Linked DNA regions of Homo sapiens: region 1 is linked to region 2. A link is an interaction called in ENCODE POLR2A ChIA-PET data of the cell type or tissue named here. Cell type or tissue: OCI-LY7. All regions are shown on one strand. Links, peaks and the distances in the headings refer to the core of each region. The heading gives the core; the rest is flanking DNA. Region 1 has its middle 39 kb from the start of SRRM1. Region 2 overlaps RCAN3 (RCAN family member 3).

Region 1 (5,381 bases), core at 325-5,324, 140 kb after region 2:
TCCTACATCAGTGTGTGAGGATTCCAGTTTCCCCATGTCCTTGTCAATACTTGTCATTATCTGTCATTTTGATTATAACCATCCTAGTGGGCGTGAAGTGCTATCTCACTGTGTTTGATTTGCATTTGCCACATGGCTGGTGATGGTGAGCATCTGTTCATGTGCTGGTATTCCTCAATGCCACTTTAAGCTGATTTGTATCTGCATGAGCATGTTTCTGAAGTTGTGGCTATAGGATTAGATCCAGGGCTGGACTCAGAGTCCGTAGAGTGGAGCTGATGATATTTGTAGTACTCTCATACTCATATGTGGAGGTTGAGAATAGGGAATTATGGCCAAACCAAAATGTGTTCCCATTTTATAAACAGGATCAGGAGACTCAGGGAGAGTGTGACAAGGTAACTGGTAGGTGCAGTTCTAATTAATATTGTCCCTCCTACCATCTGATAAAGAACCCAATATTTTCGGTGGGGCACGGTGGCTCACGCCTGTAATCCCAGCACTTTGGGAGGCCGAGGCGGGTGGATCACGAGGTCAGGAGATCAAGACCATCCTGGCCAACATGGTGAAACCCCGTCTCTACTAAAAATACAAAAATTAGATGGGCGTGGTGGTGCACGCCTGTAGTCCCAGCTACTTGGGAGGCTGGGACAGGAGAATCGCTTGAACCTGGGAGGCAGAGGTTGCAGTGAGCCGAGATTGTGTCACTGCACTCCAGCCTGGGTGACAGAGCAAGACTCTGTCTCAAAAAAAAAAAAAAAAAAAAAAAAAAAAAATTCCTCAATATACCTGTCCAACTTCTAATATTATAACAGTCACATAAGATAGTGAATGTAGGGTGCGGCATAGTGGCTCACACCTATAATCCCAACACTTTGGGAGGCCAAGGTAGGTGGATCACTTGAGCCCAGGAGTTTGAGACCAGCCTGGGCAACATGATGAAACCTGTCTCTACAAAAAATACAAAAATTATCCGGGCATAGTGGTGTGTGCCTATAGTCCCAGATACTTGGGAGGCTGAGGCAGGAACATCACTTGAGCCTGGGAGGTCGAGGCTTGCAATGAGCCATATTTACACCACTGCACTCCAGCCTGGGTGACAGAACGAGACCTTGTCTTAGAAAAGAAAAAAAAAAGTGGATATAGAAACACCACCCAAATGTGTGGTTGTTAGGAAAACACTGGGGTTTAGGGTGTAGCTTATTATCCCAAGAAATCCAAGTTTAGAAGTTGAAAATTGCATGGCATTAATTTTTTATTTTTTTAGAGACAGGGTCTCTGTCACCCAGGCTGGAGTGCAGCAGCATGATCATAGTTCACTGTACTTTGAACCTTGAACTCCTGGGTTCAAAGGATCATCCTGCCTCAGCCTCCCAAGTAGCTGGGACCACAGGTGCACGCCACCATGCCGAGCTAATGTTTTGTATTTTTAATAGAGAAGGGGTTTCGCCATGTTACCCAGGCTGGTCTCAAAACTCCTGAGCTCAAGCAATCTGTCCGCCTCACCCTCCAAAAGTGCTGGAATTACAGGCGTGAGCCACCACACCTGGCCTGCCTGGCTAATTGTGTTAAAATTTTTTTATAGAGAAGGGGTCTCTTTATGTCTTCCAGACTGATCTTGAACTCCTGGCCTCAAGCAATTCTGCCTTGGCCTCCTGAAGTGCTGGGACTACATATGTGAGTCACCCACCCTGCAGGCTTTTTTTTTTCTTTTTGGACAGGGTCTCACTCTTTTGCCCAGGCTGGAGTGCAGTGGCTCAATCTTGGCTCACCGCAAACTCCACCTCCCAGAATCGAGCGATCCTTCTACATACAGGCAGGCGTATTTTGAGGCCCCAACTCTGCTCAATCCTGCAAGATCAACTCTAAGATTCCCATATTTTTGATTTGAAAGACCCATCTTAGTTCATACCGAACGTTGCCCTTTGGCTCTTAGGGACTCAGTTATTGCTGTGCTCCTAGTTTGATGAATTGGTAGCGTGAAAGGAAAATAAGCCTCGGGACACAAAAATCACTACGCCGACGGGAAAGTCAAGCTGGGAACTGCATCAGGTAAAACTGCCTCCCATTTTATTTCTAAATGAGATAGCTGCAAAGATAAAAAAGCGACGTACCTCCCTCACAATGTGCCCACGAGGAAATTCCTTTACTTTACTATAAAACATCTTTACTATAAAACAGTTACTCAACATCTTTACTATAAAACAGTTATGATGAATTTCACCCTGGCAATGTAAATTGATGGCTCGTCTTCACAGGTGCGGGAGAGACAGTCATCCCACTGGCCACCTGAGACAAATGCATATTTGATTGCTTCCTCTGCCCTCTTTTATTTATTTTATTTTATTTTATTTTTTGAGACAGGGTCTCCCTCTGTCGCCCAGGCTGGAGTGCAGTGGTGCAATCTCAGCTCCCTGCAACCTCTGCTTCCGGAGTTCAAGCGATCCTCCCACCTCAGCCTCCCAGGCAGCTGGGACTACAGGCATATACCACCATGCCCAGCTAATTTTTTGTATTTTTAATAGAGATGGGGTTTCATCATGTTACCCAGGCTGGTCTCAAACTCCTGGCCTCAAGTGATCTGCCGGCCTCGGCCTCCCAAAGTGCTAGGATTACAGGCGTGAACCACTGCACCCAGCCCCTCTGCCCTATTTTTTTTATGTAAAAATGTATATTCACTGAGCCAAACTAAAACATAGGTGACTATTTCTCTACTTTCCTGTCACATATAAATTGTATATTCAGTGAAAGGCTAATCAAAGACTCAAAAGAATGCAACTGTTTTTGTCTCTTATCTACCTATCACCTGGAACCTCCTCTTGTACCCTGCTTCAAGTTGTCCTGCCTCTCCAGACTGAACGTACATCTTACACGTATTGACTGATGTCTCATGGCTCCCTAAAATGCATAAAAGCAAGCTGTACCCACGCCACCTTGGGCACGTGTCATTAGGGCCTCCTGAGGCTGCCATGGCCACATCCTTAACCTTGGCAAAAATAAACTTTCTAAATTGATTGAGACCTGTCTCAGACACTTTGGGTTCACAGTAGGATCTGAAGTACAGGTTTTTCCAAAGCTCTTGGCAAAAACGTTTCATGTTTGTCAATATGTAGCAGGTTGGCAGGCTTTCATAATTATAAGAATGTCAAGCTTGAATAACGAGATTCAAAAAATAAGACTACGTACAGAGCCCAGAGCTTGAGGTTGGCTACCCAAGAGGATAGATTCAGGTTGTCCTAAATATACACTCCAATTAGCAGCAGTTACAAATGGGTCTCTTGAAGGAATAAAGAAGAGGCAGTTCTGAAATTGTTTACCAAGAATTTATTACATCTATCACATAAGCTCAGTCGGGCACAGTGGCTCGTGCCCGTAATCCCAGCACTTTGGGAGACCGAGGCGGGCAGATCATCTAAGATCAGGAGTTTGAGACCAGACTGACCGACATGGCAAAACCCCATACCTACTAAAAATACAAAAATTAGCTGGGTGTGGTGGCACGTGCCTGTAATCCCAGCTACTCAGGAGGCTGAGGCAGGAGAATTGCTTGAACCTGGGAGGCTTGTAGTGAGCCAAGATCATGCCACTGCACTCTAGCCTGGGCGACAGAGCAAGACTGTCTTAAAAAAAAACCAAAATAAAAATAGGGGCCGGGCGCGGTGGCTCATGACTGCAACCCCAGCACTTTGGGAGGCCGAGGCGGGCAGATCATGAAGTCAGGAGTTCAAGACCAGCCTGCTCAACATGGTGAAACCCCATCTCTACTAAAAAATACAAAAATTAGTTGGGCGCAGTGGTGCACTCCTGTAATCCCAGCTACTCGGGAGGCTGAGGCAGGGGAATCGCTTGTACCGGGGGAGCGGAGGTTGCAGTGAGATCAGGCCACTGCACTCCAGCCTGAGCAACAGAGTGAGACTCCGTCTCAAAGAAAAAAAAATTAGTTCTTGATTGGCCGTACATTGTTCTTTGTATCACAGATTCCAAGAGCATGAAGATAGTGGGTGAGGCAGCTAGTCAGGAACAAAATGCCTTTGAACAGTTGCCCCGGAGCATGGGGTTGTGGGGAAGAGGGATGACTAAAGTCCCATGCTCCTATATCTGTGAGCTTGATAAATGTTGCATGACTCACATAGCTCAGACTGCCCCGAGCTTTTTTTTTTTTTTTTCTCTCGGGGTTTCTGCCAAGATGCTGACCCTTATATTTCATGTCTATCAGAGAGGAGGAGCTGATGGGTGCTGAGTCCCAAGAGAAGCACCCTGTTTGCAGAGGGCTATGGATACCTCTCACCAGATGGGGCAGGAGGAACGACGGGAACAACTTAATATCAGTAGAATTGTAAACTCCTTAGCTGGAAGCTACCTTAAGGAAGTGTTTCACAGACTGTAGGTTGAGACCCATGAGTGAATTGTAAAATTTAATGTATCACAACTAGCATTAAAAGAAAAAGAAAACAATAAACTTGAGTCTGAATCGCATATAGCGGGTTAAGTATTGTTTCATGGATCGTGTATATATATTCATGTATGTGTGTGTGTGTGTGTGTATGGGGTTGCAATATTAAATGTATTCTAGACTGGACATGGTTGCTCATGCCTCTAATCCCAGGACTTTGGGAGGCTGAGGCAGGTGGTTCACTTGAGGCCAGGAGTTTGAGACCAGCCTGGCCATCATGGTGAAAACCCATCTCTACCAAAAATATATATATATACAAAAATTAGCCAGGCGCGGTGGTACACACCGTAGTCCCAGCTACTTGGGAGGCTGTGGCATGAGAATTACTTGACACCCAGGAGGCGGAGCTTGCAGTGAGCCGAGATCGCGCCACTGCACTCCAGCCTGGGCAACAGAGCAAGACTCTGTCTCAAAAAAAATAAAAATAAAAATAAAATAAAAAATATTCTAGACCAGGCACAGTGGCTCACGCCTGTAATCCTAGCACTTTGGGAGGCTGAGGTGGGCAGATCATGAGGTCAGGAGTTCAAGACCAGCCTGACCAACATGGTGAAACCCTGTCTCTACTAAAAACACAAAAATTAGCCAGGTGTGGTGGCAAGCGCCTGTAATCTCAGCTACTCAGGAGGCAGAGGCAGGAGAATTGCTTGAACCCGGGAGGTGAAGTTTGCAGTGAGACGAGATTGTACCACTGTATGCCAGCCTGGGTAACACGGTGAGGCTCCGTCTCAAAAAAAAAAAAGTATTCTAATGCGATTTATAATTAACAAAATCAAAACTATCTACTTTATAGATATCTAGGCTGCCAGTTTTTAAACTGGCCTGCAGAGTCCTTAGGAGGAAGTTATAGTTCAAACTTTCTCTGTAAAATAGAGCCACTAGTAGGACCTAGCCAAAAAAAAAAAAAAAAGTGAAAACCACTGATCTG
Region 2 (5,381 bases), core at 219-5,218:
AGTTTTTTGGCTATGATGTGTACGTTTATGTATGTCATTCATGGACTTTCAACTAGAAAAGGTAATGATAAGGTTTTCTGAAGACCATTTGTAAATTGTCCATTTAACCATTTTTCAGCTTGCTTTGAAACAAAAGTCACACCTACTATTTTTCTATGAATTAGGGAATGAGGGGGAGATCATTCAGTTTTACTTTTCTTTTTGTTGAAATTTTGTACCCGGATTGCAGTTGGCACTTTTCCTAAAACAGAATTGTTTCCCACTTAGGTGTCAGAATGTACCTTTGAACTTCCCTAAGAAGCAGCAGGATCTTTTTAACTCTCTCTGGTCTGTTTAGACTTTGAAGTCCCTTCTGTAGAAAAGTCTCATAACTGAGAAGGCTCTGTTTTGGGCCGGGTGGGTCTGCTGGCCTCCACTCACTGTGCTGTTTCCTTTGAGTGGCACACTTGGGAAGCTCCGGGGCATGTGAAGGAGCTGCAAACATGAGAACTAATGAACCAAGGCGGCTGCCACCAGGAAGGAACAGAACGCAGGCATTCAACCATGACGTCTGCACAGTGTTAGTAACATGTCATTGTGGTTTCGTTCTCACTGTGGTAAAATTTATTTCTGAGCACTTAAACTGTGTTGCATACCCCTAATTTTTTTTTTTTCTGTATCTTCCTTGCCCTCAAATACCCTGAGGTGATAAACTGTTCCAGTTGTAGCCAACTACCACTGCTAGGCCTCAATGTAAATTCAGTTGAAATTTGCAATTCTATCAGCAATTTAATGTATTGAATTCAGATCATCATTTGTCATTTTAACCGACAACCACCCAATAAATTTACTCTGCAGTTCTGAACTCAGCATTGTGCCCATTTTTTACTGCAAGATGGACCCTGTATGCCAGGAGACATGTATTATCAACAATTGGGAATTTTTTGAATTTCCTTTTAGGTAATATTGATTCACTGTAATTTTCTAAGTGATCAAAACCCATGAGATTTTGTTATTTGGCTTGGCTTTCATTCTCTGCCTGCCCATTAAAGAATATTCTATTCCTAACACATAAAACATTTTACAGTCAAGCAGTGCAAATTACAGTGCTTTTCTATTTTTTTTTTGAGAGCCTTGAATAAATTGAAGAAAACTTTAAACCAAAATTAGAGACGAGTCATTTAAGCTTTTCTGAATGGAAAGTATTAATATTTTCATTTTTCTAGTATAATATAATAAAATGAATTTTTTTAAAAAAGCTACTAAGTACCCATCAACTTTTTCATATTGTGAAATGAACCAGGATCTTAACAGATACTATCATCGCTGTCCTTTTTTGGCTGTTTAATATCTAGTTCATGTAACAAATTTACAAGAGATAAGTCTCATGGTTTTTTTTTTCTTTTAATAGGCTTTTCTGCAATTTTTTTGAAATTGAGTTATTACTTGGATTTAACCCTGATAGGACCAGGTGTGGTGGCTCACACCATAATCCCAGCACTTTGGGAGGCCAAGGTGGGTGGATCCACCTGAGGTCAGGAGTTCAAGACCAGCCTGACCAACATGGTGAAATCCTGTCTCTACTTAAAAAATACAAAATTAGCCTGGCATGGTGGCACATGCCTGTAATCCCAGCTACTTGGGAGGCTGAGGCAGGAGAATTTCCTGAACCGGGAGACGGAGGTTGCGGTGAGCCGAGATCACGCCATCGCACTCCAGCCTCGGCAACAAGAGCGAAACTCCGTCTCAAAAAAAAAAGATTTAACCCTGATTGATAGTATAGTAGCCATGTTTTCTTTAGAAATCATAACCTCTTCATGGGAATCAAACTATGTTGAAAATTGTGAGGAAAGATAATGGTGCTTTGTGTTGGGAAAAAAACATTTGTGAAGGATTAGAAAACCGTAACACTTAACAAGGATAGTCACAGAACCGACGCTGCATTGGCTCTTAGGTTCTAGATTTTTGTAGCACACTCACCTGATGAAACCAAAGACAAATCCATGTAAAAAGTGTTCCAGTGAGCATCTCTGAGGTTTAAGGTACTAAGAGGCAGAAGTGGATAGCAACAGTTCCATTGCCTTCGAGAACTAAAACTCAGCTGGAAAGCAAATTAGTCTTTTCACATTCTGCTTCTTCAAAATGTTGTACTCAAAAACATACCAGTAATTAAGAGCCAAAGCAAAGCTTCAAGGAACTTTTAAGTTCAACATAAAGGTTTAAATAAAATATTTTTTATTTTTTATTTTTATTTATTTATTTATTTATTTTGAGACAGAGTCTCACTCTGTCGCCCAGGCTGGAGCGCAGCCGCGTGATCTCGGCTCACTGCAAGCTCCGCCTCCCGGGTTCACGCCATTCTCCTGCCTCAGCCTCCCAAGTAGCTGGGACTACAGGCGCCCGCTCCCACGCCCGGCTAATTTTTTTTTTTTTTTTTTTTATAAGTAGAGACGGGGTTTCACCACGTTAGCCAGGATGGTCTCGATCTCCTGACCTAGTGATCCGCCTGCCTTGGCCTCCCAAAGTGCTGGGATTAACCAGGCGTGAGCCACTGCGCCCGGCCTTAAATAAAATATTGTAGTCATTAATGGTGTGTTTGAATTGAAGAGATACCAGGAGATAGAGGTGAAGTGCAGTACTTTTATTCTTTAAGAATATAGTCTTTAGCCAGGTGCAGTGGTGTGTGCCTGTAGTCTCAGCTATTTGAGAGGCTGAGGTGAGAGGATCACTTGAGTTCAGGAGTTCAAGACCAGCCTGGGCAACATAGCAAGTCCCTGGCTCAAAAAAAAAAAAGTTTCCCATTCATATTAACTCCATCTTTTAAAAATGTCATGATTACAAAGTGAAAAGATTTGGCTTTCTTAGAGGCTCAATCACAGAGGTGAAAGTGACCTTGGAAATCATATACTCTATCCCCATGTTACACAGATTAGAAAAACTGAGGTTATGGCACTGACTTAGGCACCCCCAGCAAGGCAACCCAGGGACTACAACTGGCAATCCCAACTCCTGGGCTAGGGCTTTTTCTACCTTTTTTTGCATTGGCCTCTTAAAGAGGCAATGAATACTAATTCCTGGCATCAGAAAAAAAAAAAGGCATGAGGTGGGAGGATTCTTTTTTCCCTGATGGGAAACAGTGAATAAGAAAAATCTCATCATTCGATGGAAGAGGTGACTTAATAATTTTATTAATGAATTTGATGTCCCATGTTTTGTAGTTTTGTTATCATTGAACCATTGGGGCTGGAATCTGCCTAAATAATTTTATCTTGGTAGCCAGCAATTATGTTGGTATTTTATGTGGGCCTTCCCAGATTTTCATATTAATGAAATGACTAATAGTCGTACTTAAGAGGTAACTCTACTAAAGCAGAATGAGATCTAATATGTTGTGGAAATAAAAGAGTTTGCAGTGGAATGATACTCTCACTCCGTGCTTGTAAAATTGAGTTCTATTCAAGACGGAACTGCTATGACTGGCCTATTCAAGGCTTCATATTTTTATACAGACTATTTCACAGACCATAGATTTATTTTAAAAGGGAAAATCTCACACATAATTAAGCAGTGGAAAATGTGCTCAATGCTATGGTGCGTCAGGCCCTCTGTCTACCAGGTTTCTCCCCTTTCTGCAGAGCTGTGGACCCTGTACGTACCAAACAGGTGAACTTGGTCCATCTTTCCTTCTTCCTTTTTTTGCACATTTGCATTTATATCTTCCTGTACTAAAAGAAACAAATTATTTATAATTGGGGTGACAATATAAAGGAACAAAAGATGGGGCAATAGTTGCTTCCTAGCTGGAGCTGTAAGTCCATGTTACAGAAACTCACTATTTAAAAAGTTTTAAAAGATTTATGAACCTTGTCCTACAATTCGCTGAATACTTATTTGTCTTTTAAACTCCCCTCGGTGTATGGATCATCTTCGTCAGAATGCCGTTGTTTCATTGTGAATCAGGGGAAAATGTTAATCATTTGGAGACTGTTTTCTTATTACCAAATGTACAATCCATAAGACAACTGAAAGCAACAACTGCTGGGTTCACTGACAAAGATTATAAAAATCATCACGTTCAAAGTAGAGTTTTTAGCCAAGGTCAAGAACTAACCTGGGGCTGAGTCAGCGTCTCTACCCACTTAAATAACAGCGTAAAGATCTTTCACTAAATTCGTTATGTGGTCTGTCTGGATGTAAACCTATATATTTCCTTTTGAAACAGAATCATATCCTGCAGACTCTTGGCACTCCTGCATAGCTTTGACCGAATGTTCACTCTCATCGTAATGGAAGATTTCTATCTATGCAGATAATACATGTTTTTAAATACTGTTTTCTGTTTAGTCCTCAATCTTCCTAACTCAAATTGGGGACTGAGGAGAGAGAAAGGTGGTTACCCCTGTTACCGTGCCATATTCTTCTTGCTGCTTTTCAACCCCACGTGATTGTTGATTGACGGTTCTGCTATAATGTGCGTGCCCTTCAAGTTTCAGAAAACTTTCCCAATCATTTCACTTCAATCTTAATTGAACCCAAGAGTCAAAGTTATTATTTTCTCCGAACGTGTTTGTGATCTTCTGTTATATTTTGGGGCATGTTACCTTTATGGTATATAAGCTGTAGTGCATACTCTTTGTATTGCAAAAAACTGGTCAGTAATTTATGTACATGTATTCCACATTTTAGTGTGCTTGAAGTGACAATCCATAGTTTGTAGTAGTTTGTTATTTGTCAACTTTACCCTGTGTTTTAAGGACATCTAAACATTCCTTGTCCTATCAAGATGACAAAAGCAGAATGTAATTTTTTTTTGGAAGCTTCGTGATTACCTGTAACAAGTTCTGTTTTTAAAACGAATACAAATAAAGTTAGTAACTATTTTTAAATCAGTCCATTGAGTTGAGTTTTTTTGTGTGTAGTATTTTCAATACGCATCACTTACATTTAGCTAATAAGACAGAGAAGTGCAATATTGTGTTTGTTCCTTTCACAAGAGTCCTGTTGAACATTAATGCCGTGCAGTGCCAGAGTTCAAGGTGGTGAGTCACTGCTCACTCTGTAAATAACCACTGCACTTTCAGCTCTTCCCCAAGAAACCTTTTACCCTGGTTTCCCCTTTGGTTAAAAATGATTTATTCCGGGTAAAGACTTACTTTTTGTCTCGGTTAAAAAAAAAAAATCTCCAAAATGTGGAACTATAAATGACAGTAGAGGTTATCTAGTGCAGTGGGATTTCGAATACTTATTTTTAAGCCATAGGACTCTGCTCTTTGTTCAAATGAAATCTTACACAAAGCCAATGTAAAACTATTACAAAAAGGAAAGGTAAACAAAGCTGCTCCTTTTCAAGGGGCTGGGGGAAGAATGGGGACCTGAGTTCAACCCCTGTGAGAGCTCAGCAG

The links. ChIA-PET counts read pairs that join two places held together with the same protein. Peaks named below come from ENCODE experiments on the same cell type or tissue, not always from the same donor. Only the 100,000 strongest peaks of a DNase experiment are listed, where the experiment ranks them.
Region 1: POLR2A ChIA-PET joins it to region 2 with 26 read pairs; 2 of 35 experiments call an interaction of 5 or more read pairs at or near these places.

What each region holds. Positions count from the first base shown.
Region 1 is chr1:24,679,776-24,685,156 of GRCh38, forward strand. No RefSeq gene overlaps it. Among named protein-coding and RNA genes, the nearest start is that of SRRM1, 39 kb to the left of the region's middle. RefSeq lists an enhancer at 3,963-4,257. In OCI-LY7, for the core only: no CTCF peak of the experiment used is centred there; no DNase peak of the experiment used is centred there.
Region 2 is chr1:24,536,173-24,541,553 of GRCh38, forward strand. It overlaps RCAN3 (RCAN family member 3), which reads left to right. Exons shown (of 5, transcript NM_013441.4): 5 at 1-4,868. NCMAP-DT (NCMAP divergent transcript) reads right to left here. Exons shown (of 3, transcript NR_109781.1): 3 at 3,102-3,704. Among named protein-coding and RNA genes, the nearest start is that of NCMAP-DT, 17 kb to the right of the region's middle. RefSeq lists enhancers at 1-460, 287-376, 4,887-5,181. In OCI-LY7, for the core only: no CTCF peak of the experiment used is centred there; a DNase peak (open chromatin) is centred at 539; H3K4me3 peaks cover 1,876 bases; H3K27ac peaks cover 3,209 bases.